2 separate regions of the Homo sapiens genome follow, and region 1 is linked to region 2. A link is an interaction called in ENCODE POLR2A ChIA-PET data of the cell type or tissue named here. Cell type or tissue: A673. All regions are shown on one strand. Links, peaks and the distances in the headings refer to the core of each region. The heading gives the core; the rest is flanking DNA.

Evidence for each region. Peaks named below come from ENCODE experiments on the same cell type or tissue, not always from the same donor. Only the 100,000 strongest peaks of a DNase experiment are listed, where the experiment ranks them.
Region 1: POLR2A ChIA-PET joins it to region 2 with 11 read pairs; 8 of 35 experiments call an interaction of 5 or more read pairs at or near these places.

Annotation. Positions count from the first base shown.
Region 1 is chr2:85,734,892-85,749,880 of GRCh38, reverse strand. No RefSeq gene overlaps it. Among named protein-coding and RNA genes, the nearest start is that of ATOH8, 12 kb to the left of the region's middle. In A673, for the core only: no CTCF peak of the experiment used is centred there; DNase peaks (open chromatin) are centred at 4,970 and 7,210; H3K27ac peaks cover 2,895 bases.
Region 2 is chr2:85,644,958-85,659,946 of GRCh38, reverse strand. It overlaps SFTPB (surfactant protein B), which reads left to right. Exons shown (of 11, transcript NM_000542.5): 11 at 265-2,633. It overlaps USP39 (ubiquitin specific peptidase 39), which reads right to left. Exons shown (of 13, transcript NM_006590.4): 11 at 14,864-14,989; 12 at 11,931-12,017; 13 at 10,664-11,186. The coding sequence ends at 11,139. Among named protein-coding and RNA genes, the nearest start is that of SFTPB, 16 kb to the left of the region's middle. In A673, for the core only: no CTCF peak of the experiment used is centred there; no DNase peak of the experiment used is centred there.

The DNA of each region.
Region 1 (14,989 bases), core at 4,082-12,081, 88 kb before region 2:
GAGCGAGACTCCGTCTCAAAAAAAAAAAAAAAAAAAGAACAGTCATGGGATTTGAACCCAGGCCAACTGACCCCAAAACCCAAGCTCTGAACCACTGTGTCCGCTGCCTCCTGAGAGCTCAGTGACTAGCATCTGGGAGGTGATAACTGGGCCACCTATAGGGCTGGCCTGTGTAAGCCAGCTCTTCCTGCTGTGCTGCCAGCCTGGTGGGCTTCTTGCTGTCAACCTCTCAGCTGGAGCCACTGGCCTCCCTTGGTCCAGCACAGTGCACTTCTAGCTCCTTCTAGTCAGGGTCAGATGGCAAGGGCATATAGAGCCCAGATCTTGGTATCCAGGCACTGGAGCCCTCCCTCCTTGCAAGTGGAATCTGCCCAGCAGTTCCTTGGTGCACACACCACCCGAGTGCAGACAGGACAGCCCTGCAGGCCAGTGATTAGCTGCTTCTTGGCCGGATAGGATGGAACCTTGGATGCTTGCTACATGAAGCTCTGCATTCCTGAATCTGGAGTCCCTATTTATGGCTGTTCAGATTGTTCCAAAGTAGGTGTGGCACCCGTTAGAGAAAGGGAGGAAGAGTGGAAACTAGACTGCCATGAGGAAACTCTCCTAGTGGAAACAGACACAGCATGAATGGTGCCCCCCTGGGGTGGTACTCACAGCAGCTCCAGAAAGGGCCAACCAGGGGAATAAGAAGAATCCAGAGTTCCTCCCCGCCTCCCATTCACAGTGCTAGCACTGCCACCATTAACCAGCAGGACATTGGATCCAGAGGACAGTGATGAGGCATCCAGGCAGGAAGCTCTTTCAGACTCTCCTGCAATCTTCCTTCTACCTTCCTCTATTCAAGTGGCCATCCCAATTATGGAAAACCGAGTCTTTGGGGCTGGGCAGATGCCAGATAAGGGCACTCTCTCCCTGAGACCCGCTGTGTGCACCATCTCAGCACATGCTCTGTGTACCTTCTTAACACATGTGCAGAGGGCAGTGCCCAGGGGGTAGGGTTTAGTCCTGACTCTTGGTCAGAGTGGAAAGGGAGAGTGGGGAGGGAAAAAGGTCACGAGGGTTGTCAACAAAAAACAGGAGGAGGCTGGCATGACATATCTCCACACCATTGGCCAGGTGTCCTGTTAAAGCAGGACATATGTCATTTCTCTGCTTAAAACCTCCGCTTGAATTCTTTTGCTCGGATGTTCGTGGCTGCTATGAATTCCTTCCCTCCCTGCATGCATGGAGAGGTGGAGTCTGTCCCTCCATTGCTGGGAACCTGGGCTGGCCTGTGACTGCTCTGGCTAATGGAGCCCTGCAGAAGTGCTGCTGTGCTTTATGGAGACTGGCTGTTTAGGCTTCCGGCCAGTTGGAAGCCTTTAGTTGCTAAGTGAGAAACCCCGGTGGGTTCTGCTGAAGAGAGAGGCCACATAGAAAGCAACACAGTGCCAGACATATGAGTGAAGAAGGCTCTCAGCAGAACCTTATGGGTGCCTCCAGCCCCAGCCTCTAGCTGGCTGCAGCCCCATGGGGGAACCCACTAAAGAACCACCCGGCTGAACCCAGTCAACTAACAGAAACATGAGAAAGAATATTAAATGGTTGTGTTAAGCCACTACATTTTGGGGTGGTTTCTTATACAGAAATAGAGAACTGAAACATTCGAGTAGGAGCAAAAGTTGACATCTGGTCCCCCATTTCCTCTCTAACCTCATCCCCCGCCCTAGCCCATATACTCTGCTCTCACCACACAGGGCTCCCTGCCATTCCTTGAACCTACCCAGCAGGCTCCCACCTCAGGGCCTTTGCATTGGCTGTTTACTGTGCCTGAAATGCCCTTAGCTCGGGTAGCCTCAGGGTTCACTTCCTCACCCCTTTCTGGTGTTTCTATGTCCCCTTCTCAGTGAGGCTGTCCCTAATCACACTCTATGAAGTTTGTACCCTTCCCCTTCAGTATTATCTACCTCTTCCTTGCTTTATTTTCAATGGCATTTACCATCATCTGCCATACTATAGATATCACTGGTTGCTTGGTTTCTGTCTCCCATACACTAGAAGGTCAGTTCCATGAGGTCAGGGATTTTTGCCTGCCTTGTTTACTGCTATATCCCAGCCGCTAGAACAATCCCTAGTACACAGTAGACACTCAATAAGTACTTACTGAGTGAATGAAGGTCCACTCCTCTGTTTGGACCAAGACCTGCTCAGCTATTTAGTCAGCTGCTTTGACCAGAAAAAAACAGTGGATCCAGAGACAGAGTTGGTCATGTCAAAGGCACAGCTGCCCTGACTGCCAAGAACTTGTGGTTGTCTTGAATCCACAATCTTTTCTCTGGCATTGGGTTCCCCAACCTGATCAATTGAGTTGGGAGCAATGGATTCAAGTCAACAGTCATTCTTACACTGGACAGAACTCGAGCTGAGCCGGGCACTGTAATGGGGCTGGTTAGAAAGATAAGTTTGGTGACTGGGCACGGTGGCGCACTCCTGTAATCACAGCACTTTGAGAGGCTGAGGCAGGTAGATCCCTTGAGGCCAGGAGTCTGAGACCAGCCTGGCCAACATGGCGAAACCCTGTCTCTACCAAAAATACAAAAAGTTAGCCAGTTGTGGTGGCACACACTTATAATCCCAGCTACTTGGAAGTCTGAGGCAGGAGAATCGCTTGAACCTGGGAGGCGGAGGTTGCAGTGAGCCAAGATCACGTCATTGTCCTCCAGCCTGGGTGACAGAGCGAGACTCCATCTCAAAAAAAAAAAAAAAAAAAAGAAGAAAGATAAGTTTGGTGAGGTTTCTGCCATCAAGAGCTCACGTCCTGCAAAGAGACCATCCTCATCCCTTCCTTTATCCACCATAAGCCTTCGCTACCCTCTGTAGAGCACCTGCTAAGCCTGGGGTTATGCAGCAGTGAATAGAGCAAAACCTCTACCCTGTGGAGCTGACATTCTAGTAAGAGGAGACACAGTGCCCACCTCAAGGAACTCCGAGTCCAGTAGGAAAGATAATGCAAGTCTGAACCAGTACGAAGTGATAGACACTAAGGAAAAAGCTGTAGGAATTCAGAGTGTAGCCAAACAGCTCTGGGGGACTTCCTGGAAGAAGAGGCATTTAAACCAGGCTGGAAAGATGGTGGGATTTGGCCGGGCAGACCACCTCCCTGAGAAATGCCTATGGCTTGCTTCCTCTCCTCCTCCAAACCTTTGCCATTATGTCACTTGGTCACTGAGGCCTCCCCTTACCACCCGTTTCCAGCTGGAGCCACCAGCCATTTCACCTTATGACATGCTCTATGCTTTACTTGTGCAGTGTGCTTGTTCTGTGTCCCCACTTGAAGGAGACAGGAAGTGGCAGGTAGGAGCAGTGCTTGGGTGTGGGCAGAGCCCAGTGAGGTTCCCACTGGCAGGTGACATGACACTGTCCTGACCGTTGAGGGTCTGTTAGGGATGATTTCAGCCTCAAGGAGCCCTGCCTAAGGAAGAAACATGGTCGGCCCCAAGAGGATAAGTGCGCTGCCTTGGAGCAGCCAAGTCTCCAGGCTCTCGGCTTCCTCTGCCTGGCATCTGACTTGTCCCTGCCTTCTCTTGCTCCTCTTCCCTCCCCCTGACATCCTCCTGTCCCCCAGATTCTTCATTCTGAAGGCTCTGATGGATGCAGGAAGAAGGTTAGGGTCCCCTGCTGGTGCTCTGCTCCTCTCCTGTGCCCTGTGAGATTCTGTTTCTGCAAAACAATATTATTCATCATATTAACCTGTTTGTTAAAGTGAATTTTGATCACCTTTGTAGTTTTGCTTGTATTCATTTATTAATTTGTTTTGGGCTTATAGTTATATAAGAATTAAAAACATAAAGTACAAGAGCATAATTCTGATCTTAGGGTTCTGGGACAATGTGTTTCCTTTTGGGACGAGGGCATATGTTACTCAAGTTCAAGAAGCTCTGGGCTGGACACTCTCTGAGTTTTCTGCACCTCTGACTTAGTGGTCTGGAAGTTGAGAGATGCATTCTCTTCCCAGGACCAGCTCGGTACCCTTCGGCATCTGCCTCCCCTGTCCTCTATCTTCCCCCTCCCGCCCCACCGCAAGCCTCAGCCTCTTCATCTGTAAACGGAGAAAAGAGAGGGGGAGCTGGAACCCACAGATCTCAAGCTCTTCCCATCCCTAGTGTCTTAGGATTTGTCTTAAGCCTCTTAAAAACCCCAGAGCACAGCAGTGGGGAAAAGTGAAACATTCACCCGTGAGAAAGTGAGCTCCCCTGCATGCCTAACATCCATCGCAGGCAAGAAAAACTGTCTCCCAGGGCCTCGATGAGCCCAATGAACATCAACGAGGGATGAGCCGGGAGGGCAGACAGTGAGCAAGCTGCTCATTAGGGCTCTGCTCATCAGGACCTAGTTGTCAACAGCCTAACCAGGCTTGGCTTGAGCCAGCGATCTCCTGGGAGCTGTTAGCAATCCCTGCAGATGTGCTTTGCGGCTAGATGTGAAGTTAGAGTGTGCTGACTTCTTCTTCATCTTCTTCTTCTTTAAGGAAAACAACTTTCAGTTCCCCAAGGAGCACATTCCTTCATTGTGAGGTCTTCCCTCCGCATTTCCCCATTCCCTCAGAAAAGAAAGGAAGCAAAAAAGCCTTGGCTGCTGCTTCTGTGTAGGCTCCTCAAACAACAACAACAAAAAACTATTTTTGCAGCTCTCTGAAAAAGTCCCCACTGATGGCAGCAGCCAGAGAACATGAGGGGGCAGAACAGAGCTGACGCAATGCACATTTATTAGCAGTGAGGAAAATTAATAAGGCACCAGCTCGAGGGCAGCCCCACAGACCTGGATGCCCCAGGGACAGCTGTAGACCTGGTGGTCCCCAGGCTGAGTCCTCAAGATGCCTAATCAGTTGCAATTCTAGATCAGCACAGCTGGAGGGAGGCTTGGAGATCATCTAGTCCAGAGGACAAATGCTTTTTATCACGCATGCCAAATCTAATTGATTGGTAGAGGCTGCCTGAAGCTCTGTGTTGAAAAGGATCCTGAGGCTGCATCTGGGTCCCTTTGGGAATGAGTGCTATAATTGATTAGCAATGTCTGCCATGGATGAAAGAAAAGGAGTGGCAGGATTCACACCATGTGTTTGCCACTCCTGGTCTAGTTCGATCCTGCCTTTTTTTTTTTTTTTTTTTTTTTTTGATGAGAGAGACTGAGTCCTGACGCCCGTTGTTGGTAGGGTTTTTCCCAGCCTTCTCAGGAATCTGACTACTGTTGGTCAGTGGCAGGTAGCCTGAATGTCTCTGAGGACTGAAGATGTCAGATCCAAAGACTGTCTCCAAAAAGCCAGAACAACTGCTGATTTTAGTTAATGCTATAAACTGCCTGTTTCCTGGAAATAATCGGTAAAATTAGTTGTCTCGTGGAATCGACTGGTCAGTTCAACCAATGTAGGTGATGTATCAGGCCCAGGTAAGCCCCAAGCCAGTGTCTACCTAACGTTAGTGCTCAGTTTGGCCAAAAAGAGTTCATGGGGGAGGCTAACCAACTATCTGAGCTCAAGACAATAGAACTCCCAAGTGGTCAACAAAGTTGTTCTAATCAGATGGATCACTGGCCGTCTGATTACTACCAGACAAGCTTGAGTCAAGGTGTTCTAGCCACCCTGGCCAGGACTCTACCTCCCTCACCATCATCTCCTCCTGCCCTTCCAGCCTGGCTTCTTTCCTTTCCCCTTTTGAGCCCGTGACAGATCCTGCTTCCTCTGCCAGAGAATCCTTCTGCAGTGGGCTGAACACCTCGAGAAAGTCTTCCTGACTGACCCTTCCAACACCTGCAGATAGTTCCACTGCCTTAGAGCCTCTCCTTCCATCTGTGACAGCTCAAAAACCATTCAGGCCACTCCTCATTTTAAAACTGAGGAAACTGAGGCTCAAGAATGGACATGGCTCACTTGATATCACACAGGAGGTAGACTGTTGACTTTAACCAATTGCCCCCCACTCAGTTGGCTCAGGTCTCCTGATTCCAACTCCAGGGTTGTGGTGGCTGCCTGGGGAAAATCCATTCTGTCTGGTTCACTGAGTTTCGTGCGTGACTCAGAACAACACAGATAACTTCTGAGGACTCCTGGAAGTGGGCGGACCTTCACTTTGGGGTGGCAAAGAACTTGACATGTGATGGGGGTGTGTGGGGGAGTGTGAGGGTGGCGTGGGTCATTGGTAAGGGGGGTAGGCTGCAGGAGAGGGCTGACCTGATATGAACCCTGGGGGGACTGCCAAGGGGCCCAGCCACTACCTCCTGGGAACAAGGAAACAAGGTAGTTTATCTCTCTGGCTTCGGAGCGTTTGTCACACTGCCCCCTGGAAGTCTACCCTGGCATCTTAGGTCCCCAACATTCCCCATCTTGAATTCAACAATCCTCTTTTGAGTGGGGCAGGGAAAACAAGCCCTTCCACAAGGAACTCGGCTAAGTGAAAAGTGGCCCTCAGCGGTGGTGGACAGAGCCCAGGCTTTGGACAAGGATGGTCCCGAATTGACCCTTGGCTCACCACCTACAAGCTGGGAGTTTGGCTGAGTTCCTTGATCTCACCGGGCCTCAGTTTCCTTGTTTGCAAAGCTAGGATAGAAAGATTACTGGCCCTCATAGGGTTGTTGTGAGGATTAAAGGGAGATTATCAATGTAAAGGGCTGAGCACAGGGCTTGGCAGATGGCAGCTAATAACTGCACCTTGAACGTCTCTCCTCTCCTCTCAGTGCAGTACCATACATGCTTCAGGGCTCTGATCCTACCACACCTCCTTCAGGAAGCCTTCCCTGGACACACTCAGCCCAGAGGAACACACTCCGCTCTTGGGAACTTCCAGGCTCACCTGCCAGTGTTCTATACTGAAAGCCTTGTTTCTCCAAAGAACCCACAGATCACTGGGGGCTGATGTGGTTTGCAGCCCTCCTTGCTCCTGCAGGCTCCCAGCTCAGAGCTGAACACACAGCACATGCTGAATAACATGGCTGCTCAAGCTCCTGGCACCCTCTCCCCGCCCCAGCCCACCTTATTCCCCCAGATCCCCTGATTTTCCAACCCCCTGTCTCATTTGTTCCTAATGCTTCTGTCTCCATGTCTCCAGAGCTCTGTTTGCATGAGGGAAAAAACTCTACATACACACACACACACACACACACACACACACACACACACACACACAGCCCAGAAAGCATCCAGTTGCTCCCGGGCTGGCTGCCAGCGATTGAGTGACCTGCAGCTTCCTCCCCAAATCACATTCCACTGGCACGGATCTTGCCCCGCCTGACGCCAGCCTCCGAACTCGCCCCCAGAGCAAACATTTCCAGTTGGCAGCTCGGCCTTGTTTTTCTGAGGCCCTGATTCGGGCTCCCTTGTAGAAAACAGAAAACAAAATGCATTGGACCAAAAATGAAATGAAATAAATTTTAAAAGGATGGAGGGCTGGGGGAAGGCATTTGCTCCAAGTCACATGGAAAAATAGAAGCTTCAGGGTGTACAAATAGCGTTTAAGAAGCAAACACACATGCTCACCATCCCCCCATCCTGCTGGCTTTGAGGCTGTGATCAATTCATTCAGGCTGCTGCCTCCCGCTAAAAGACTTACTCTGTTCTCATTCACAGCTGCGAGGGGAGGACCCGGGAGAAGGGTGGTGGGAGACCACAGATCTGAAAGGGGAGGGTGATCGGGGTTACAGGACTGTTGTTTGTTCCAAAGGGGAAATTAGAGGAAGAAAAATAAACATGGCCAGCCACATTTTAACCCCAGTGCGCGAGGAGTCCGGGGATGGACAGGGTATGTGTGTGCGTGTGCTGGCGTGTGCACATGCCTGTGGGCGCCGCCGTGTTTGCCTTCTCAAAATAAGAGCTGCTCAGTGGAAAGATGTCATAACCCAGGCTCAGGCGGCAGGGGGACGGGCCAGCCAGGGGGGGCAAGGCTGGCGCCCAGGCCTGCCCATGGGGTCAGGCAAAGGCCGGGTGTCAGAACAGGGGAGCTGTGAGTCAAGGGCCAGGCGTTTGATGCCGAAGGTCAGCCCCCAGCTGGGGCTCAGTCCATGGGGAAGAGGTGGTCCGAGGAGCATTGCTAAGAAAGGATGAGCTCATGGGATGTGGGGCTCATCTCAGCAAAGGAGGGTTGTGATGTGGGGAGGGAGGCCCCAGGGGAAGTCCATGGAGGTGGAAGGGACTAGGTGAGGTGGCAGGGTGAGGAGGAGGACAGAGAGGTGGTTAGCTGACCCCAGAGTGAGGGCAGTTGGCCACCAATCTGGCTGGGTCACAGAGCTGAGGAGCAGGGCTGCAAAGCACCTCCTGCCCAGGAACAAGGATGCTGGGAGGTGGCATGGGAAAGGAGACAGGGATCCCAGGACTGAGAGAGCATGCGGGACCTGGGCTGAGATGTAGGGTCCTTGGCCCAGGAGAGTCCCAGACGTGTTGTCAAGCATCAGGCCAGGAGTGAGTGGGCAGTCACATGAGAAGCCAGGCAGGTCCGTCAGCTTGGGAAGCCGTGAGACAGGACGAGAGCAGGCAGCTCAGAGCTGGCACCAGGACCTGTGTGGCTGGGTCGCTTCTCTATGGTGCCAGCTTCTCCATACAGGGAAGAGCCTGGCACCTTTAAGGGAGCTGGCAGTACCGAAGAGATCCCAGAGAGAGGGCCTGATGGAGTCTGCAGTGGCTGTCGGTGCTCAGCTTGATGGTCAGGGGCTCTGGAGCAGGAAGGTACACAGTCCAAGAAGGAAGATCCAGTGTCCCCCAGAGGGCGATGGCAGGACCGCCTGTGTCCTAATCACCTGGAGTATGTAATAAAATGTACCTTTCTTCCATTCTTTCTACCTGCTGGATCAGAACCCATGTGATTGGGCCACTGAGGAGCTGAACTTTAGATGGCCAGCCATGGGATTCTCCTGCACATTCAGGTTGAAGAATCCCTGCCCGAGCTGATGTTGCCAAATCCTTTGACCTTCCTGGCTCCTCTTCTCTGGCTGTAGCACTATCTATCCAGACCCTAGGAACCACAGGACTTTCCACTTTCCCTTTACCACGATCTTCAAGGACAGTAGTCAACAAACCTTTCCCAAGGGTATTTTGACTTTGATTCCGAAACTTTGTAAACCCAAAGAAATGAGTCTCTAATGGTGGAAATTCAGGCCTGGAGAAAGCCAGTAAAAGAATCTTGGAGAGAACATGGGGTGCCTTCCAACTAACCCTCAAATTCGCTGTGTATCTGGGAGGCCCCAAAGACAGTTTTTAAAAAAACGTGTTTCCTTAATTGATCAGTTCTCAGAATAGTGACTTGGTTCTTTTTTGTTGTCATTTTGAATTCTTGGATTTTACAATATTTGATGTGTTTCAGCTCATTGCAGGATTTTTGTATGTTTGTTTTGGTTTGTTTTGGGATGCACAAATAATCCCATTTTATCCAGTGGGAGCTCCTTCAAGTTGGCACCTGAGTCCTTTTGACATGCCCCTCGTGGTGTTTGGTCACTTTCTCGCTTTCTGGTTCAGGATGTTCTGGGCTCATCTTGTGTATTTGTTGCCCCAGACCTGGAAACAGGCAATTCTCCAAGAAGCCTTGGTTCCCTTCAGTGAGAAAAGATACTTAGAGACCACAGTTTGGGCACTATACGTGCTCAACCAGAGACAGCTTCTTTTCTTTTTGTTTCTCAATCTTCTCGAATAACTTGAGTCTGGGCCAAGTGCATCTGAAGGACACCACACTCTGCCCCATTAAGTGTGTTTCTCCTGGATCCCAGGTTGTCTCTTCCTTGGAGGTAAGCTCTGCCCACCTGAAGCGGCCTCCTTCCTTTTACTTCCCTCCCCAGAGATTAACCTCAGTCTCCAGGGCTGGTCCATCAGCCCCAAAAGCCCACCATCTCTCTTGGGTGTGTACTGGAATATGAGGTGCACCGAGAGAGTTGCTTACCTCTCTATGCCGTAGCTTCTTCATCTGCAAAGTGAGGTTTTAAGGATTTTATTTTATTTTTCTTCTTTTAGAGTTAGGGTATCATTCTGTCACCCAGGCTCTAGTACAGTGCCACAATCACAGCTCACTGCAACCTCCAACTAGTGAGCTCAAGTGGTCCTCCCACTGCAGCCTCCCAAGTAGCTGGGACTACAGGTGCACACCACCACGCCTGGCTAATATTTTAATTTTTTTTAGAGATGGGGGTCTTGCTATATTGCCCAGGCTGGTCTCAAACTCCTGGTCTCAAGCGATCCTCCTACCTCTGCATTCCAAAGTGCTGGGATTACAAGCATGAGCCACTGCACCCAGCCAAAAGTATTTTAAATGAGATAATTCAAAGTTCTTAGCACAGTGCTTAGCAAATAGTGAGCACTAGAATACCATATAGATTTGTATTATTAACAGTGTCTGCCAGGGGAACCTACAAGGTCTTTATGTGTACAAGTAGAATTTCTGGCAGTCTTCTCTGATATTCCCCAGTAAAAGGGTTTGTAGATCCTCCCACCTTGCTGCAAAACAAAGACACAAAGGAATTTGTGCCGCATTAGACCGTTTGAAGGAGGGAGCCCCCAGTTGGGAAAGGAGCATTCAAAAGAAGGAAGAAGTCTAGGGAGGGATGTCTTAAGCTGCAAGAAATACACAAATGTACGTGGAGGATGGTGGGCACTGTGAAGCATGTGTGGGGTAAGAGGAACATTGTGTAAGTATAAACCAGGATCACAGGATGGCAGGGCCACATGAAATTTTAGCCTGTGGGATCTGAGGCAGCTCTAGGGACCAGCTCCCTACTCTGTGGCAGTCAATAAAGCTGGTCACAGATATTCCTGTTTCTCCTCTTTCCACACAGACAGTAGCATTGCACGACTCTTCCATCTTTAAAATTAGGCACAGCCATGAGATTTGCTTTAGTCAATGAATTGTAAGCAGAAGGGGCATGTGTCACTCTAGACAGAAGCCTTAAGGGCCAGTGTACAATTGGCTAAACTTCCTTCACCTGCCTCTGCAACTGTGGAAGCACGCATCAGCCTCTATCAGCCTACGTTCCCATGTGACTATGGTGCACGGAGCCTTCCCTGCTGACCTGTGATGGACAGGTCATGCGTGGTCAAGAAGAAACTCTTGTTGGGCTTAGCCCCTGATATTTGGGGTTGTTTCCACAGCAGAACCTAGCCTGCCCTGTCTGATTGCTCTCTATCTCCTTCTCAGTGGCTCATCCCCTCTCTCCGGGAGTCTGCTTCCCTCTGAATCTGCTCCATCCTCTTCTCATTCTTTCCCCGGACTCTAGGATAGCTCTTCTTTCCTTGTAGCCATCACCTGCTCCTCATCTCTGCTTCCACGTCACTTCCACTTGCCTGACGTTCTTCTAGGGCCTATCTCTGCTTTGTGGCTTTACCTGTAACTGCCTCATTCTTCAAGATCTCTTACCTCAGAGAGACAAAGAAAGACTGACTGCCCCAGCGCATCTCTTCATGCCAAGCTACACATCGGTTATTGCTTCTAGACTGGCCCTCTGGGCTGGATCCCAATCCCTGGCCCAAATGGCTAGAGAGGATGAGGACAAGCGAGGGGGTGCTATTACAAGATACAACACATAGCGCCTGCCCCAGGATGTGGATGGGGCACAGCCACATGGCAGGGGCTATGAGTGGGCAGATACCAGGCCTAGGGAGTGGGTGAGAGAGAGGGAAGGATGTTTGCATTTAAGCACTAAATCAAGTTAACCTTCCATCTACAAGATACTAAACATCTGGCTGAAACAAGAGCACTTTGACAGAACATCTGGATATGCACTCGGCACAGTGTGGAGCAGCTGGATCCTTGGCAGCATCTGCGGGAGTGACTGATGTGGGGTCTCCTCCGTGTGTTTAACATCACATTTGTGCTTTCCTTTGCCTGTAGCAGAAAACCAGACTCACACTGGTTTAAATTTTAAAAGGGAAATTTTTACCTTGCTGGGCTGAAAAGTCCAGAGATGAGGCTGGCTTCAGGTTAATCTAACAGCTGAACAATGTCACCAAGGACCCAGTTTCCCTGTTTCCTGATATCAGTTTTATCCCTGAACTGGCTCCCCTTGGAGGTCCCAAAAAGGCTGCCAGAAGTCTGCACAGTTTCACTTATCTTGCTAACATCAGAAAAGTGGGTTCATATTTGTCCCCATGTTGCTAGCAATAAAGCCTGACACCACCTACTCTGATTGGACAGGACTGGGCCACATGCCACACTGATCCAATCACTCTGACCAAAGGGTAATGGAATGTGCTGACTGGCGTAGTCACATGCTCCACCTTGGAACCAGAACCATGCAGTTCCGAAGCCAATTTCTTCAGAACTACATGAAAGCCGGGCGCAGTGGCTCATGCCTGTAATCCCAGCACTTTGGGAGCCAGGAGGATTGCTCCAGCCTGGGGGTTCAAAACCAGCCTGGGCAACATAGCAAGATGCTGTCTCTACAAAAAGTAAAATAAAATAAAATAAAATAAAATAAATTAGCTGAGCATGGTGGCACACACCTGTAGTCCCAGCTACTCAGGAGGCTGAGGTGGGAGGATCCCTTGAGCTCAGGAGGTCAAGGCTACACTGAGCCGTAATTCCACCACAACACTCCAGCTTGGGCAGCAGAGCAAGACTCTGTCTCAAGAGGAGAAAGAGGAAAAAAATGAACTGCGTGGATTCCCAACATAAGCTGGAGAATGTTCAGAAGAGGGAAAAAGGCCGTGGAGGTATATCTGCTGCTAGACACAGGGTTGGGGCGGGGCTGAGGCAAGCGAGGAGCCTAGGGAACAGAATTTAAGAAGACATTCCGTCTCAGGGTCATGTGTGGACCCTGAACTGTCATAGCCCTGAAAGGGAGCATCTCCTTAGATGTTGTGCCATTTGCCTCACCCTAGTGACAGTGTGAGCTCTGGCTGCACAAATTACCCCAAAATTTGGTGGCTCCAAACAACAAACATTTATCATCTGTGGGGAGTTTCTGTGGGAAGGGAATTTGCAAGTGGTTTAGCTGGGGGTTCTGGCGCGGGGTGTCTCATGGGGTTGCAGTCAAGATGTCAGCCAGTGCTACAGTCATCAGAAGGCTTGCCTGGGGCTGGAAATCCACTTCCAAATGGCTCCTTCACATGGCTGTTGCCAGGAACTGAGATCTCAGTTCCTCCTCATGTGGTCTTTTCATAGGACTGCTGGAGCTTCCTCATGGCATGGTGGCTGGCCTCCCTCACAGCAAGTGGTCCAAGAAAGAGCAGGGTGAAAGCTATCCTGCCTTTTAGGACATAGTCTCAAAACTCATACAGTATCATTCTGCTACTTTCTATTCCTTAGAAATGAATCACTAGTCCAGCCCATATTCAAGAGGAGGGGAATTAGCTGCCACCTTTTGTAGGGAGGAATGTCAAAGAATTTGTGGACATATTTTTTTAATTTTTAAAAATGTTATTTATTTTTTGTTTATAGAGACAGAGTCTTGTTCTGTTGCCCAAGCTGGAGTGCAGTGGCGTGATCATAGCTCACTGCAGCCTCAAACTCCTGGGCTCAAGTGATGCCCCCACCTCAGCCTCCCAAGTAGCAGGGACCACAGGCATACACCACCATGCCCAGCTATTTTAATTTTTTTTTTTTTTTTTTTTTGTAGAGATAGTGTCTTGCTGTGTTATCCAAGCTGGTCTCAAACTCTTGGCCTCAAGTGATCCTCCTGCCTCAGCCTCCCAAAGTGTCGGGATTACAGGTGTGAGACACCGCACCCTGTCTGCAGACAAATTTAAAAGCACTCCATGAGACAATGACACGATAACTGGGTCACTAAAGATGCCTTGAATTACGGCTTCCTTACTTCCCATTATCTAAGACTGAGATAATACATATGCTTTATCTCATGTGCCAACTTTGCTTGATTTGTAATGACTGTATGAGAGAGTTAAGATTGATTGTTAATGTCTGCTCTTGGCCAAACCAACAATCATTGCTTCCTATGATTTTGATAACAGAATTTGTCTTTGTTCATGATCCAGCTGCAGTGTGCTCAGAGAAGGTGGCTCCCCCATCATGAATCAGGATTGTCCTAAACAATCCCTCCCATGGGAAGGGGTAATCTCATTTGCTCTTACCAGCAATTGTGACACAGTTTGGCCAAGATAAGGGGAATTCTGGTGGAGAGGTTCTGGAAAAGGTTTTCCTTCCAGATTAAATGACAGTGGTGGGGAGAATACTTCCTTTGAAAGCAATTTTAGAAGGACATAATGCTTGTAGGTCAGGCTGCCACATAACAACCCAAAGGAAAAACTATGAGAATTCCTAGGAGATGGAGACAGAGCCCAGACATCATGGAGCTGTTGGGTTGACTGATCCTGGAACTGCCCTCCTCTGCACTTCTTGTTTTGAGCAATAACAAATGCTCTTACTGAACGTTCTAATTGGGTTTTCTGTTATGGGTGGCCCAGTGCAAACTAATTGATATGTGAGGTAGTCCCACATATCAAGATAGTTTTATGTTCCTTTATATACCTTGAAGAAAACCAGACAAGTTCCTTCCTGGCATCCTGCAGAATATGACTCAATATGACTTATCACGTCCTTCTTCAGGATCACAAGGCTGTCTGGAGCCTCTTCTTGGCTAAGTAGGAAAGTAGAACCCTGCACTTTGTCTTCTTTCCTTTTGTTAGATGCAGATCTTTTTCCAGAGACCTTCACAAAGGAATCCAGAGCCACTTCAGGTCTGGCACCCAGTGGCAGGTTCATTGATCTCTGGGGAAAGGGAAGGGCTTCTGGCCCTCAAGGAACTTGTTTATGATAGACCCCTCAGACCCAGTCACCCAGGAGTGGGGGCCAGGCATGCTGGGGGTCAGGTCTGGCAAGGGCGCAAACTACTCCAGAGAGCCTACCCCACTTCCCTTCCTGTTCCCTCTTCTCCTTCCAAGAGCTTCTCTTCCTCTATACTTTCCTCGGCCCCAATATCTATTGTCTCCTTTTGCATTGAGATTTTTATTCTGGACACGTGGATGCTCAAAACCAAGGCTGCATTTCCCAGTCTCCCCTGCAGTTGGGGGCAGCTATGGGGAGTG
Region 2 (14,989 bases), core at 2,468-10,467:
CCACTCAGACCTGACCCACAGGGACCAGTTTAATGTGTCCTTGCCCCAGTGATGACAGCTGGGGATCTGGGGGTGGGGAGTCACCCAGGACCCGGGCAGTCGCCTTTCCCCAGCTCCTAGGGCTCCCGGCCTTCCCTGCTGAAACAGCAAGACCAGTGGGTTGGCGTGGGAGGCCTGGGCTTCAAACCACCTCTGCTATCACCTGGCTGTGGGTCCCCAGGCAGGACATACACACAGTCCCTCTCTGGCCCTCATCCTCCTCAGCTGCAAAGGAAAAGCCAAGTGAGACGGGCTCTGGGACCATGGTGACCAGGCTCTTCCCCTGCTCCCTGGCCCTCGCCAGCTGCCAGGCTGAAAAGAAGCCTCAGCTCCCACACCGCCCTCCTCACCGCCCTTCCTCGGCAGTCACTTCCACTGGTGGACCACGGGCCCCCAGCCCTGTGTCGGCCTTGTCTGTCTCAGCTCAACCACAGTCTGACACCAGAGCCCACTTCCATCCTCTCTGGTGTGAGGCACAGCGAGGGCAGCATCTGGAGGAGCTCTGCAGCCTCCACACCTACCACGACCTCCCAGGGCTGGGCTCAGGAAAAACCAGCCACTGCTTTACAGGACAGGGGGTTGAAGCTGAGCCCCGCCTCACACCCACCCCCATGCACTCAAAGATTGGATTTTACAGCTACTTGCAATTCAAAATTCAGAAGAATAAAAAATGGGAACATACAGAACTCTAAAAGATAGACATCAGAAATTGTTAAGTTAAGCTTTTTCAAAAAATCAGCAATTCCCCAGCGTAGTCAAGGGTGGACACTGCACGCTCTGGCATGATGGGATGGCGACCGGGCAAGCTTTCTTCCTCGAGATGCTCTGCTGCTTGAGAGCTATTGCTTTGTTAAGATATAAAAAGGGGTTTCTTTTTGTCTTTCTGTAAGGTGGACTTCCAGCTTTTGATTGAAAGTCCTAGGGTGATTCTATTTCTGCTGTGATTTATCTGCTGAAAGCTCAGCTGGGGTTGTGCAAGCTAGGGACCCATTCCTGTGTAATACAATGTCTGCACCAATGCTAATAAAGTCCTATTCTCTTTTATGAGAAAGAAAAAGACACCGTCCTTTAAAGTGCTGCAGTATGGCCAGACGTGGTGGCTCACACCTGCAATCCCAGCACCTTAGGAGGCCGAGGCAGGAGGATCCTTGAGGTCAGGAGTTCGAGACCAGCCTCGCCAACATGGTGAAACCCCATTTCTACTAAAAATACAAAAAATTAGCCAAGTGTGGTGGCATATGCCTGTAATCCCAACTACTCAGAAGGCCGAGGCAGGAGAATTACTTGAACGCAGGAGAATCACTGCAGCCCAGGAGGCAGAGGTTGCAGTGAGCCGAGATTGCACCACTGCACTCCAGCCTGGGTGACAGAGCAAGACTCCATCTCAGTAAATAAATAAATAAATAAAAAGCGCTGCAGTAGCTGTGGCCTCACCCTGAAGTCAGCGGGCCCAGGCCTACCTCACTCTCTCCCTTGGCAGAGAAGCAGACGTCCATAGCTCCTCTCCCTCACAAGCGCTCCCAGCCTGCCCTCCAGCTGCTGCTCTCCCCTCCCAGTCTCTACTCACTGGGATGAGGTTAGGTCATGAGGACACCAAAAACCTAAAAATAAACAAAAAGCCAAACAAGCCTTAGCTTTTCTTAAAGACTGAAATGCCTGGAAGTGTCCCTTTATTTATAAAATAACTTTTGTCATATTTCTTATACATGTTTCTTGTAAGAAATTCAGAAACTACAGACAAAGAGAGTGGAAATTACCCACTGTCAGGCCTCTGAGCCCAAGCTAAGCCATCATATCCCCTGTGCCCTGCACGTATACACCCAGATGGCCTGAAGCAACTGAAGATCCACAAAAGAAGTGAAAATAGCCAGTTCCTGCCTTAACTGATGACATTCCACCATTGTGATTTGTTCCTGCCCCACCCTAACTGATCAATTGACCTTGTGACAATACACCTTCCCCACCCTTGAGAAGGTGCTTTGTAATATTCTCCCCACCCACCCCACGCCCGCACCCCCGCACCCTTAAGAAGGTATTTTGTAATATTCTCTCCGCCATTGAGAATGTGCTTTGTAAGATCCACCCCCTGCCCACAAAAAATTGCTCCTAACTCCACCGCCTATCCCAAACCTACAAGAACTAATGATAATCCCACCACCCTTTGCTGACTCTTTTTGGACTCAGCCCACCTGCACCCAGGTGATTAAAAAGCTTTATTGTTCACACAAAGCCTGTTTGGTAGTCTCTTCACAGGGAAGCATGTGACACCCACAATCCCACCTAGCCCAGGAGAGAGCTACGGCAGGGTGTGTGTTTTGACACTGAGCTTGGGGCTTTTTCCATCTTCTCCCCACAGCCTCTGGCTCCACACCTCCACCGTTCAAGCGCCAGAAAGAGCTGTCTATGCAGCCTGCTCTTGGGCCTGGGGATGAGACACACAATTCATTGGCTCCTGGATTTTAAGTAGACATTTGTAAATCTATAGCTAACTACTGTCCTTAAAGCCATTGTTTCCATTACAAAATCCAACTCTCTGAGAGAAAAGGGTGTTTTAAATTTAAAAAAATAAAAACAAAAAAGTTTGATTGAGACAATGAAGAGCCAATGTTTGAAGAACTGGAGGCATTAATAGTTTATCCCAAAAATATGAGTGGGAATGAGTGCCTGATAATGAAAAAGGCGGCTTCATTCAAAAGGAGGTCAAGAATTGGCAGACTTTGGGAGGCTGAGGTGAGTGAATCACTTGAGCCCAGGAGTTCAAGACCAGACTGGGCAACGTGGCAAAACACCATCTCTATAAAAAATATAAAAATTTGGCTGGGCATGGTGGCTCACACCTGTAATCCTAGCACTTTTGGAGGCTGAGGTGGGTGGATCACTTGAGGTTAGGAGTTCCAGACCAGCCTAACATGGTGAAACCACATATCTACTAAAAAAAATACAAAATTAGCTGGATGTGGTAGTGCATGCCTGTTATCCCAGCTACTTGGAAGGCTGAGACAGGAGAATTGCTTGAACCCAGGAGGCAGAGGCTGCAGTGAGCCAGGATTGCGCCACTGCACTCCAGCCTGGGCAACAAGAGCAAAACTCTGTCTAAAAGAAAAAAAAAAAAGATACAAACATTAGCTGGCCATGGTGGTGTGTGTCTGTGGTCCCAGCTATTCAGGAGGCTGAGGTGGGAGGATCGCCTGAATCCAGGTCAAGGCTGCAGTGAGCCGTGATGATGCCACTGCACTCCACCCTGGGTGACACAGAGAGATCCTATTTCAAAAACAAATAAATAAATAATTTTAAAAAAGAGTTGACTAGCTGGTAGGAGGACAGAATTGGCAGGAAGTGGCTACACTTGAGACTCCTAGGGTCCCTGAGAAGTGTCCAACATCCTGCACCTCTGCCCTTAGGAAGTTGGGGGAAGAGAAGTCCCAGGAGGGATTATAGCCCAAGAGGAGGGGACTTATTCTTCACTTTCCAGGGTGTGGGCTTCTAAGAGAAGCCTGCCTCTCACAGGACATCAGAAAGGGTGAGGACGCTAGCCTGAGGGATGGAGCTAGGCAGCTGGCCTGAGGTCTGCCTCACAGAGTGTTCCCAGTGTGATGTGGTTGCAGAAGAGCAACCTCAACCCACAGACCGAGAGGCAGTCAGAATTGGCTCTGGACAAGATGGTGCACCCGTAAGAGCCCACGGTTGGGGATGAATCTGTGACAGATTTAGTGGATCTTGAGATGAGCAGAAATCAGATGTGTAGCAGTGATGGCACAAGAAGATGATGATCAGGCAAGACGAGAGACACTCCAGAGAGACCTGGATGGCCAGGGAATGCTTAGTCCCCAGTGCCTCTCCTCACCGCAGGGCAATCTGTAAATCATTCCCAGGGAAAGGGGAAAGAGGATTCAGTGGTTAGTCAGCCAAGAGAGGCTGAGTATTAAGAAGGGAATGAGTTACTCCGAAATGGAAATAATATGTTTTGAGGGCTCATGAGCCAAAATGAGTTCAGTTATAGAGAAATAAAGATAATTACATTATGTCCCCCTAATGAATAACTGAAATTTTAAATCCACGACATAATCATTATTAACATGTTATTATCTATAATTCCAAAGCTTTCTGTGCACATATACAAAAACAGATACAGCAGATCTACAAAATGGAAACATCCTATACATGCTGCTTTGTAACCTGCACTGTTCATTTAACAATAACCTTTTCAGGTCAATAAATGTAAGTATCTACTATTATTGCTAATTGCCACATGACAGCTCTGTCTCCCAGGCTAGAGTGCAGTGGTGCGATCACTCTGGGGTTTAAGCAATCCTCCTGCCTCTGCCTCCCTAAGTGCTGGGACTACAGGCGTCAGATACCATGGCTGGCCCTTACTTTTTTTTTTTTTTTTTTTTGAGACAAGAGTCTCACTCTGTCATCCAGGCTGGATTGCAGTGGCGTGATCTCAGCTCACTGCAAGCTCCGCATCCCAGGTTCATGCCATTCTCCTGCCTCAGCCTCCTGAGTAGCTGGGACTACAGGAGCCCGCCACCACGCCCAGCTAATTTTTTTTTTTTTTTTTTTTTGTATTTTTACTAGACACGGGGTTTCACTGTGTTAGCCAAGATGGTCTTGATCTCCTGAACTCGTGATCCACCCGCCTCAGCCTCCCAAAGTGCTGGGATTACAGGCGTGAGCCACCGCGCACGGCCGGCCCTTTCTTTTTTAAGCAACTATTATCAACGATTTGCAAAAAATAAAAATCCTCGCACTTACATCTTTGTTTGTCTGTCTTCTTAGAATCAATTCCAAGACATGAAATTTGGGGGACACCTTTACTTTTAACAGAGGCTGGATTATCAATCTGGGCCTCTGTGCCAGCCGTACCAACTTCTATCCCAAAAGAAAACAAGTGCCTCTTTCCACTCTCACCAAACTGGGGTATTAACAATCTTTCAAACTTTGCTAATCCAAAAATATATATATATATTTATATATACAGGCTGGAGGGCAGTGGCACAATCTCGGCTCACTGCAGCCTCTGCCTCCCAGGTTCAAGCAATTCTCTTGCCTCAGCCTCCGGAGTAGCTGAGATTACAGGAACGTGCTACCATGCCTGGCTAATTTTTGCATTTTTAGTAGAGACGGGGTTTCACCATGTTGTCCAGGCTGGCCTCAAACTCCTGACCTCAGATGATCCACCAGTCTTGGCCTCCCAAAGTGCTGGGATTACAGGTGTGAGCCACTGCATCTGGCCTATCCAAAATATTTGTTTTGTTTTGTTTTGGTTTGGTTTGGTTCCTTTTTTTTTTTTCTGCTAATCCAAAATATTTTTAAATGATGTCTCATGGTCGTTCTAATTTGCATTTCTTTAGTTACCAAATAAACACCTTTTCACATGTTTATTGGCCATTTATATTTCATCTTTTGTGAAATGCCTACTTGGGTTTTTTGCCCAATTTTCTGTTTAGGTTTCTTTTTCTTATTGTTTTACGAGTAAAAATAAACTAGGTATATTCATTTATTTACTGTCCTATACATTGCAAATTTTTCTCTATCATATATCTGGAGTATTTTTTCCACATCTATCTTTTTCTCGTGATTTCTGGCTGTGGGGTCATGCTAAGAAAACATGAATTGAATTTCACTTCTTCCCCATGTGTGGTTCAAACTCTGGCCAGACCTTGAGGTCTCCAAAAGAGGAAGGGCATGCTGGGATCAGCTTTGAAGACATGCAGGCCAGGCCCCCAACCCAGACAGCCGTGGTGGAAGCAAGCCATGTGTCACCCACAAAGGACCTCAAGATCACACAGGATATGACGGTCAGCTCCAAGAAATAGTCCCTAAACTTTTAAGTGATAATTCCTATTTTCACCATCTTGGAAGGGTATAAAGAGACAAAATCATTTGTGCAAAAGGACAACACAGAGAACACAGGCTAAGTACTAAAGCATTTACTCAAAAAATATGGGTGATTGGCCGGGCACGGTGGCTCATGCCTGTAATCCCAGCACTTTGGGAGGCCGAGGCGGGCAGAACACCTGAGGTCTAGAGTTCAAGACCAGCCTGACCAACATGGAGAAACCCCGTCTCTACTAAAAATACAAAATTAGCCGGACGTGGTGGCGCATGCCTGTAATCCCAGCTACCCAGGAAGCTGAGGCAGAATTGCTTGAACCCAGGAGGCAGGGGTTGCGGTGAGCTGAGATCATGCCATTGCACTCCAGCCTGGGCAATAAGAGCAAAACTCCGTCCGTCTCAAAAAAATAAATAAATAAATAAATGGGTGATTGACTTCTAAGTGCCAAGCATTTCCCAAGGGCTGGGCACAAAAGTTTCTATCTATCCTTTGGAACTTGAGAGTTTAGTTGGAAAAATAGGCCTTAATCAAAGAATCACAGAAAAAACAAATTTTTCAGGTGCAATAAGGGCTATCAATTAGAGATACACAGGGTATTAAGGGTATGAGAGGTCATGGAGGAGAAAGAATTAAAAGGGAAAGAACGAGCATCCCTCACAGAGGAAGCAGATAGTACAGAGGCCTCATGTCATGTGGTACATCTGAGCAATAGAATGAAGCTCAGCGAGCCTAGGCTCAAGAACAAGCAGGGGCCAGGCGTGGTGGCTCATGCCTGTAATCCCAGTACTTTAGGAGGCCGAGGCGGGCAGATCACTTGAGCTCAGAAGTTTGAGGCCAGCCTGGGCAACATGGTGAAACACCACCACTACAAAAAAAATCAAAACAATTAGCCCAGTGTAGTGGTGCAAGCCTGTGGGCCCAGCTACTCAGGAGGCTGAGGTGGGAGGATGGCTTGAGCCCAGGAGGCGGAGATTGCAGTGAGCCAAGATCATGCCACTACACTCCAGCCTGGGCGACAGTGCCAGACCCTGTCTCAAAAAAAAAAAAAAAAAAAAAAAAAAAAAAGTAGAAACTTCCTGATAAATTAGGCTAGCAGCTGAGGATTTCACTTGCTATCCTAAGAGCCAGTGAAGTGTCTTTAAGCATGAGATCAGAGTATGGGGGAGAAATGACTCAGGTTTGTGTTTTAAAAGATTACTCTGACTAAAGCATGGATAAACTGGGGGTAGGAGGCAAAGAAATGTGGAGAGACCTATTGAGAGCACTGCAAACAGAAACTGGCAATAGCTTAAACTAAAATGATAGTGGCAAAGGGCCAGTACAGAAGTCTGATGGATCTTGGAGAACGACCGTGGACTATCGTAAACTTAATCAGAGTGACTCCAGCTGAAGCTGCTGTCCCAGATGTATCTTTTTTTTTTTTTTTTTTTGAGACTGTCTTGCTCTGTCACCCAGAGCTCAAACTCAGCTCACTGCAGCCTTGACTCAAGTGATCCTCCTGCCTCCCATGTAGCTGGGACCACAGGTGCATGCCACCACTCCTGGCTAATTTTTTTTTTTTGAGGGATGGGGTCTCACTTTGTTGCCCAGGCTGGTCTTGAACTCCTGGGCTCAAGCAATCCTCCTGCCTTGGCTTCCCAAACTGCTGGGATTACATCTGTAAGCTACCACGCCTGGGGCCAGATGTAGCATCTTTACTCATACACAACAGCTCTTGGCACTTGGTATGGAGCTACCAAGTTAGAATCAAATTGGTATTTCTCCATACCAATTTATAAGGATCACCAGAAGTAGTTTGCTTTTACCTGGCAGGGCCAACAGTATACCTTCACAGTGTTACCTCAGGACTATGTCAGTTCTGCTCTCTAGCATAATACAGTTCACAGAGATCTTGATCATCTTGACAATCCACAAAATATCACACTAGTCCACTACAGTGATGACACTATGCTGTTGGATCTGATGAGCAGAAAGTACCAAGCGCTTTAGATGCCTTAGTAAGACATAAATAAGAAGTTGGGAGTTAAACCCAAAAACAAGTCAGGGAACCAGGCACGGTGGCTCACGCCTGTAATCCCAGCACTTTGGGAGGCCAAGGCGGGCGGATCACGAGGTCAGGAGATTGAGACCATCCTGGATAACACGGTGAACCCCCGTCTCTACTAAAAATACAAAAAAATAGCCAGGCGTGGTAGCAGGCGCCTGTAGTCCCAGCTACTCAGGAGGCTGAGGCAGGAGAATGGCGTGAACCCGGGAGGTGGAGCTTGCAGTGAGCCGAGATCGCACCACTGCACTCCAGCCTGGGCGACAGAGCGAGACTCCGTTCTCAGAAAAAAACAAAACAAACAAACAAACAAACAATTCAGGGGCCTGCCACCTCAGAGACATTTCTCGGAAGTCAACAGTATAGAGTTATGTCAAAATATCCTCTCCAAGACAGGTGGCTGTACCTCATACCACCACACACACACACACGCACGCACGCACGCACAATGTTTGATAGGTTTTTCTTGGCTTTTGGAGACCACATATACATTTGAGCAGCACAGGCACCCAGTAGCTCCACCTGGCACTCTCCTCCCTGGACAGTTTTATAGCAGAGGCCTCCAGGGAGACACCTGTGAATGGCTTTCCTGAGTACACTACAAAGCAGATTTTTAACGAGGTTCAGAGGGCATATTTTTAGCAAGGTCTGGATCTCAGCTTTGGACACTGTCAGCCCCAGAACTAGTGGCAGCTCTTTGTATCTGTTATTCCTACATTCTTTACTTTACTTGTTACTAACTAATCCCGTTTCTACAAACCCGTTGTAGTTAATAATTATTGAAATTAAACTTTCCCTGAACAGATTATTATACATGAATTTCTCTAACTGGATAGTGTAATCTTCACCTCAAAAATAGCCAAGTTTGAAAGAGAAACTCATGGCAGGGCACAGTGGCTCATGCCTGTAATCCCAACACTTTGGGAGGCCAAGGTCAGCAGATCACCTGAGGTCAGGAGTTCAAGACCAGCCTGACCAACATGGTGAAACCCCATCTCTACTAAAAATACAAAAATTAGCCGGGTGTGGGGCGCACACCTGTAGTCCCACCTACTCGGAAGGCTGTGGCAGGAGAATCACTCGAGCCTGAGAGGCAGAGGTCGGCAGTGAGCTGAGATCACACCACTGCACTCCAGCCTGGACAAGAGTGAGACTCCATCTCAAAAAAAAAAAAAGGGAAACTCACAAGCTCAATTTTTTTTCTTTTTTGTAATGACAAGGTCTTGCTCTGTTGCCCAGGCTGGAGTGCAGTGGTGCAATCATGGTTCACTGCAGCCTCAAATCCTGCGCTCAAAGGACCTTCCTGCCTCAGCCTCCCAGATAGGTGGAACTACAGGCACACACCACCATGCCCGGCTAATAGGGTCTTGCTATGTTGGCCAGGCTGGTCTTGAACTCCTGGCCACAAACAATTCTTCCACCTCAGCCTCCCGAAGTGTTAGGATTACAGGCAGGAGCCACCACACCTGGCAAGCTCAGTTCTAAACAATGTTAAGTTTGAGTTTACTTTAAAACACCCAAAAATAGGGCTGGGCACCATGGCTCACGCCTGTAATCCCAACACTTTGGGAGGCCGAGGCGGGTGGATCACTTGAGGTCAGGAGTTCGAGACCAGCCTGGCCAACATGATGAAACCCCGTCTCTACTAAAAATACAAAAATTAGCTGGGCACGGTGGTGGTCGCCTATAATCCCAGCTATTCAGGAGGCTGAGGCAGGAGAATCACTTGAACCCAGGAGGCAGAGGTTGCAGTGAGCTGAGATCATGCCACTGCACTCTAGCCTGGGCGACAGAGCAAGACTCCATCTCTAAAATAAAAATTAAAATTAAAAAATAAAATAAAATAAATAAAATAAAATAAAATAAAAAAATTAGCCGGAAATCACTTGACCCTGGGAGGTGGAGGTTGCAGTGAGCCAAGATTGTGCCACTGCATTCCAGCCTGGGCAACAGAGCGAAGTTCAAGAGTTTAGAAAAATCTGGGATTAAGATGTGTTTATGAGTCATTTCCATAAAAATGCATAGCTGAAATGGCCTAGGGAAAAAGTAAACAGCAAGAAGAGTGACGCTAGGACTGAATCTTGAGAAAACCCAAATTTAATGGCTGGATAGAAGAGATAAGCCTCCTAAGGAAATACTGGAGCTTCCAGAGAGGTAGAGGAAAGTGAGGACAAGGTTGTGACCAGGTAAAGGGTGGCACCACAGGAGTGCGGGGCTCCTGTCTCCATTCAACAGAACTTGCTGGGGCTGACTGGCTGCCTCCAGCTGCTTCCCATATCTTTGGACCTGCCACAGTGCTCATGCCAAGGCCACCCTTCTTCTAGGCTGCTAGAGCCCACGACTGAGCTTGATGGGAGCCATTTCTGCTGAATTGTCTGACGGAATCTTTGCCCTGGGGCTCCACACTGGACTGGCTGAGACCACCTCAGAATTGCACTGTAGTGAGAAGCGCTTCCTATTTCCTTTTTTTCCTCTTCCCTTACTCATTCCTGCACTGCAGCTGGAAACTGCCCACCTCTGGCCCTCTAGTTAAGCACAATAATAATGTATCCCCTTGACTCAGGTATTTTTTTACTTAGAAACAAATGCATCCTAACTGACACACCACCCACAAGCTGACAGGAAAGGGCGAGCGTGATGTGCACCAGATGTCAGACTGTAGGGTAGAGAGTTTGTGAAGATTAAAAAGGAAAATATTTTCCTCAGCCAACCACCAAAGGAAAAGATATAAAACAAGAGGCTGGTTTAAAAACAGGAGACTATTTAATCCATCTAAAAATACAAATCAGGAAATGGGGGGAACCATAGGAAAATCCTCCACCTCTAACAGAGCGAAGTTACTGGCTTTCTGCTTGCTCCAAGAATCCCAAGGCTTGATGTTTGGAAGGAATTATCTGTTCTTCAACTACTCCCAGATACTCAAGACATAAGTTACACACATCTGGAGAAGGGTTCTGCCCTGCTGAAGCTAGATGGGAGCTCAATGCATGGGAGAAAGGAGCATCAATCTAGAAAAAAATGATCAAAGAACAGCTGAGTGACAGTGTGGGGCCATCCCAGGCAAGTGGGCTCTTGGTGCTCTGGTGTAGCCAGAACCCATACAAGCTGGGCTGGCCTAGGAAGCCCACCAGCCAGCCTGTGTTCAGCTACAGCTTCTGTGTTCTTATTTACCATCATCAGCCACAGCCCTTGGGAGCAAAGCCCTAGACGCCTCCTTCAAGCCCCCTGCTGGTTGGTTTCATCATTATCTCGCCTCTTCCAAATCTGTAAGAAATGAAAACACAAACTGAAGTCTAGGAGGCATTCAGTCAACAGACACTTATCAAATACCTATTCTGTGCCAGGCCATGGACAACTTGTCACCCCATTTACAAATCTGCTATACCCCATTTGGAAATCTGCTACAGTGGCTACAGCCACTGAGGAGAAAAAAGTTATCTCTAGAAGGAGAGGTATCACTTTCTTCTTACAAAGCTATGGCTTTTGTCTCAATCTTCCTTCTTTTGCCAGGTACTAGGGCAGTTACATAAAGAGAAGACAGAGATGCTCTGTGCTCCATGGGTCAATCCAATGGAGAGGACAGACAGGCAAAGCGATATGGCCGGCACTAAAACAAACGTCAAGTAGAAAGCGCTGTGGGGTCACAAAGCTGCCTGGGGCTCTGGGGAGCACTTCGTGGTCGACTTCTAGCCAGCCTCCCTGATGAGTCTAGGTTCTTCCTCCTCGAAACCAGACCGCACACTTCTGCAAAACTAACCTGGCCATAATCGCAACTTTCTTTGCTCACTCATACATTTTCTACACTTCCTTATACTTCTTTTCTGAAAATCTCTGCTTGACTTTCAGGGCCATACATTCTGCCCCCAACTCACTACTAAGTACTTCCCAATAGGTACCTGGCCCTCCAACCAAGGTCCTAACTCTATCCCTCTTCCTGCCTTGGCCCACTCCTCTCACTGGCCCCATACGCCACCTATTTGTGGCTCACTAAGCCTGTGGCCAACCCACCTGAATGTAAGCCTCTGACAGTGTGATCATCTGGGGAAGGATGTCAGTCACCTGGAGGTCTTGTAATTCATACCATTTGCCTGTCCCCTGCAGAAAGTATGAAGAGCTGGGTTAGTCTGCTCTCTAAAACCAAAAGGGTGTAGAAGGAAAGGATCATAGCCAAGACTAGAAAAATTAGAAGAACAGCCACTAGACATCATCCAGCAACAGTCATAAAGAAGAGGGTACATGACTTCTTCTGGCCATGATTCAATTAATAGGACTTTTGGTGTGTCAATCATGGCAAACTCAATTCCTGTTGGGAATTTTTTTAAAGCACTGTTTTTTGTTTGTTGTTTTTTTGTTTTTTTTTTTTTTTGAGACAGGGTCTCACTCTGTCACCCAGGCTGGACTACAGTGGTGTAATCACAGCTCACTGCAGCCTTGACCCTCTGGATTCAAGCGATCCTCCCCTCAGCCTCCCAGGTAGCTGGAACTACAGGTGTGTGCCACTAAAACTGGCTAATTTTTTTTTTAATAGCAATGGGGTCCCACTGTGTTGCCCAGGCTAACTCCTGGTCTCAAAAGATCCTCCCGCCTCAGCCTCCTAAAGTGCTAGGATTATGGGTATGAGCCACTGCGCCTGGCCCCTTGAAGTACAATGGAGTCTGAAACACTTCTGTACATCTTTTTAAAAGGAATTTAGTGGACACTAAAGATGAGAAAAGAGGAAGCCATCTAATCATCACCTATGATGTCTCCTTCCTGCTCAGAAATGACAGACTAGACATTCTCACTTATGAGGTACACAGTGTCAACCACTGAGAGAACCTAAATATGGACATTCCTGGCTGGGCACAGGGGCTTACGCCTGTAATCCCAGCATTTTGGGAGGCCGAGGTGGGCAGATCACTTGAGGTAAGGAGTTTGAGACCAGCCTGGCCAACACAGTAAAACCCCGTCTCTACCAAAAATACAAAAATTAGCCAGGCCTGGTGGCAGGTGCCTGTAGGTCCCAGCTACTTGGGAGGCTGAGGCAGGAGAATCACTTGAACCCAGGAGGTGGAGGTTGCAGTGAGCCAAGATCATGCCACTGCATTCCATCCTGGGTGATAGGGTGAGACTCTGTCTTAAAAAAAAAAAAAAAAAAAAAAGCAACAGGTCATCAAGAAAAGGTGTCCTTGGTGGACACTGTCTATCACACTAACCTGATTCCTTTGGCCTAAGAAACCAGTGCTACAAATACAGCAAAACGTATCTCACTTCATGCTTCCATGAACAAGGAAAAAATGTTTCTAGATTAAGGCAGAGGCACCTCTGGCCGCCCACCTGTCTTATCCAACCAAAGTTCTAAGAAATACCAAAGACCATTATTGTAGAATATAAATATTCCAGATCCTCTGGATATTACAATAGTTGAGAATATAGGAAACATAAGGAAAGCTCAGGATCACATAAGTAAGTTCCCATTCCTGCTTCAAGGACGAGTTAAGAACATGGGCTTTGAAGCAGAGTACCTGGGTCAAATCCTAATTCTACTGACTTGAGGTCAATTACTGAAACTCTGAGCCTAGGTCTCCTCCTCTGTAAAAAAGATGATACTGACATCTGTCTTGGAGGTGTGTTTTAATGAAAGAAATGAGATTAATGTACATTAAGTAACTGGCGTACTGCCTAACCACAATAAAGCACTTGATAAACAGAAGCTAGTTAAGATTAAACCCACAGTTCCAGAAGAGGCTAATCAAATGAGAACAATTTATGCTAATAATCTATGTGATATCAAATATATCTCAAGTACATGTTTTATCTGTTTTCAACTTGAGACAAATCCACAACATTTTTAAGATGAAAGGGAGCCTCTAAACCAGTGCTTCGCAAACTTTAATTTCTTACAAATCAGAGGGTCACGTTAAAATCCAGGTTCTGATGTGGTAGGTTTGAGGGGACTGAGAGTCTGCATTTCTAACAAGCTGATTTCTAACAAGACTGATGCTGATGTTATTGGTCCAAGGATGCATCCCACTTTGGATGGTAAGGCTCTAGTCTAGGGCAGAGGTTCTCAACCTTGGCTGCATATCAGGGTCTCTCAGGGAACTTCAAAACATCAAATGCCAGCCAGGCATGGTGGCTCATACCTGTAATCCCAGCAGTTTCAGAAGCTGAGGCGGGAGGATTGCTTGAGACCAGCATGAGCATCATAGCACAACCCCATCTCAATTAACTTGAAAAATAGAAAAGACATCAAACAGAAAAGACATCCACCTCCAGACAATCTAACAGAGAGCCTTTAACCTTAATGCTGACTGATGTTTAGGGTCAGATAATTCTTTGTAACACGGGCTGTCCTTCGTGTTGTAAAATATATACCAACATCCCTGGCCTCTGCCCCAGCTGAAAACTACTATTATAACCGGCCTGGTGTGGTGCCAGGCATTGGGATTTTAAAAAGCTCCCGGTTGGCGCGGTGGCTCACGCCTGTAATCCCAACACTTTGGGAGGCCGAGGTGGGTGGATCACAAGGTCAGGAGTTCAAGACTGGCCTGGCCAAGATCGTAAAACCCCGTCTCTACTAAAAATACAAAAATTAGCCGGGCGTGGTGATGGGCGCCTGTAATCCCATAATCCCAGCTATTCGGGAGGCTGAGGCAGAGAACTGCTTGAACCCAGGAGGCGGAGGTTGCAGTGAGCCAAGATCACGCCACTGCACTCCAGCCTGGGCTACAGAGCGAGACCCTGTCTCAAAAAAAAAAAAAAAAAGCTCCCAAGGTGAGTCCAATGTGTAGCCAAAATTGAGAACCACTGCCTTAAACTAACTACTGACAGCACTATTACTTGCAGAGTCCCAAAGCCAAGGCCAAGCAAGGACACACTGAAGGGAGCTGCCCTCTGAGATGCCAAAGAAACACCTGTTTTTGCCACTCTGTGCCATGAGACGGTCAGCAGCCACTCACATGATGAAGCACGTGGATCCGGTAGGAGCCCTCGGAGGGCTTGCCGTCATGCACGATGTTGGCAATGAGGTCATAGGTGGTATTCTTGTGTACTGCTTGTACTTCTTCAGACAAGTATTCTCTCAG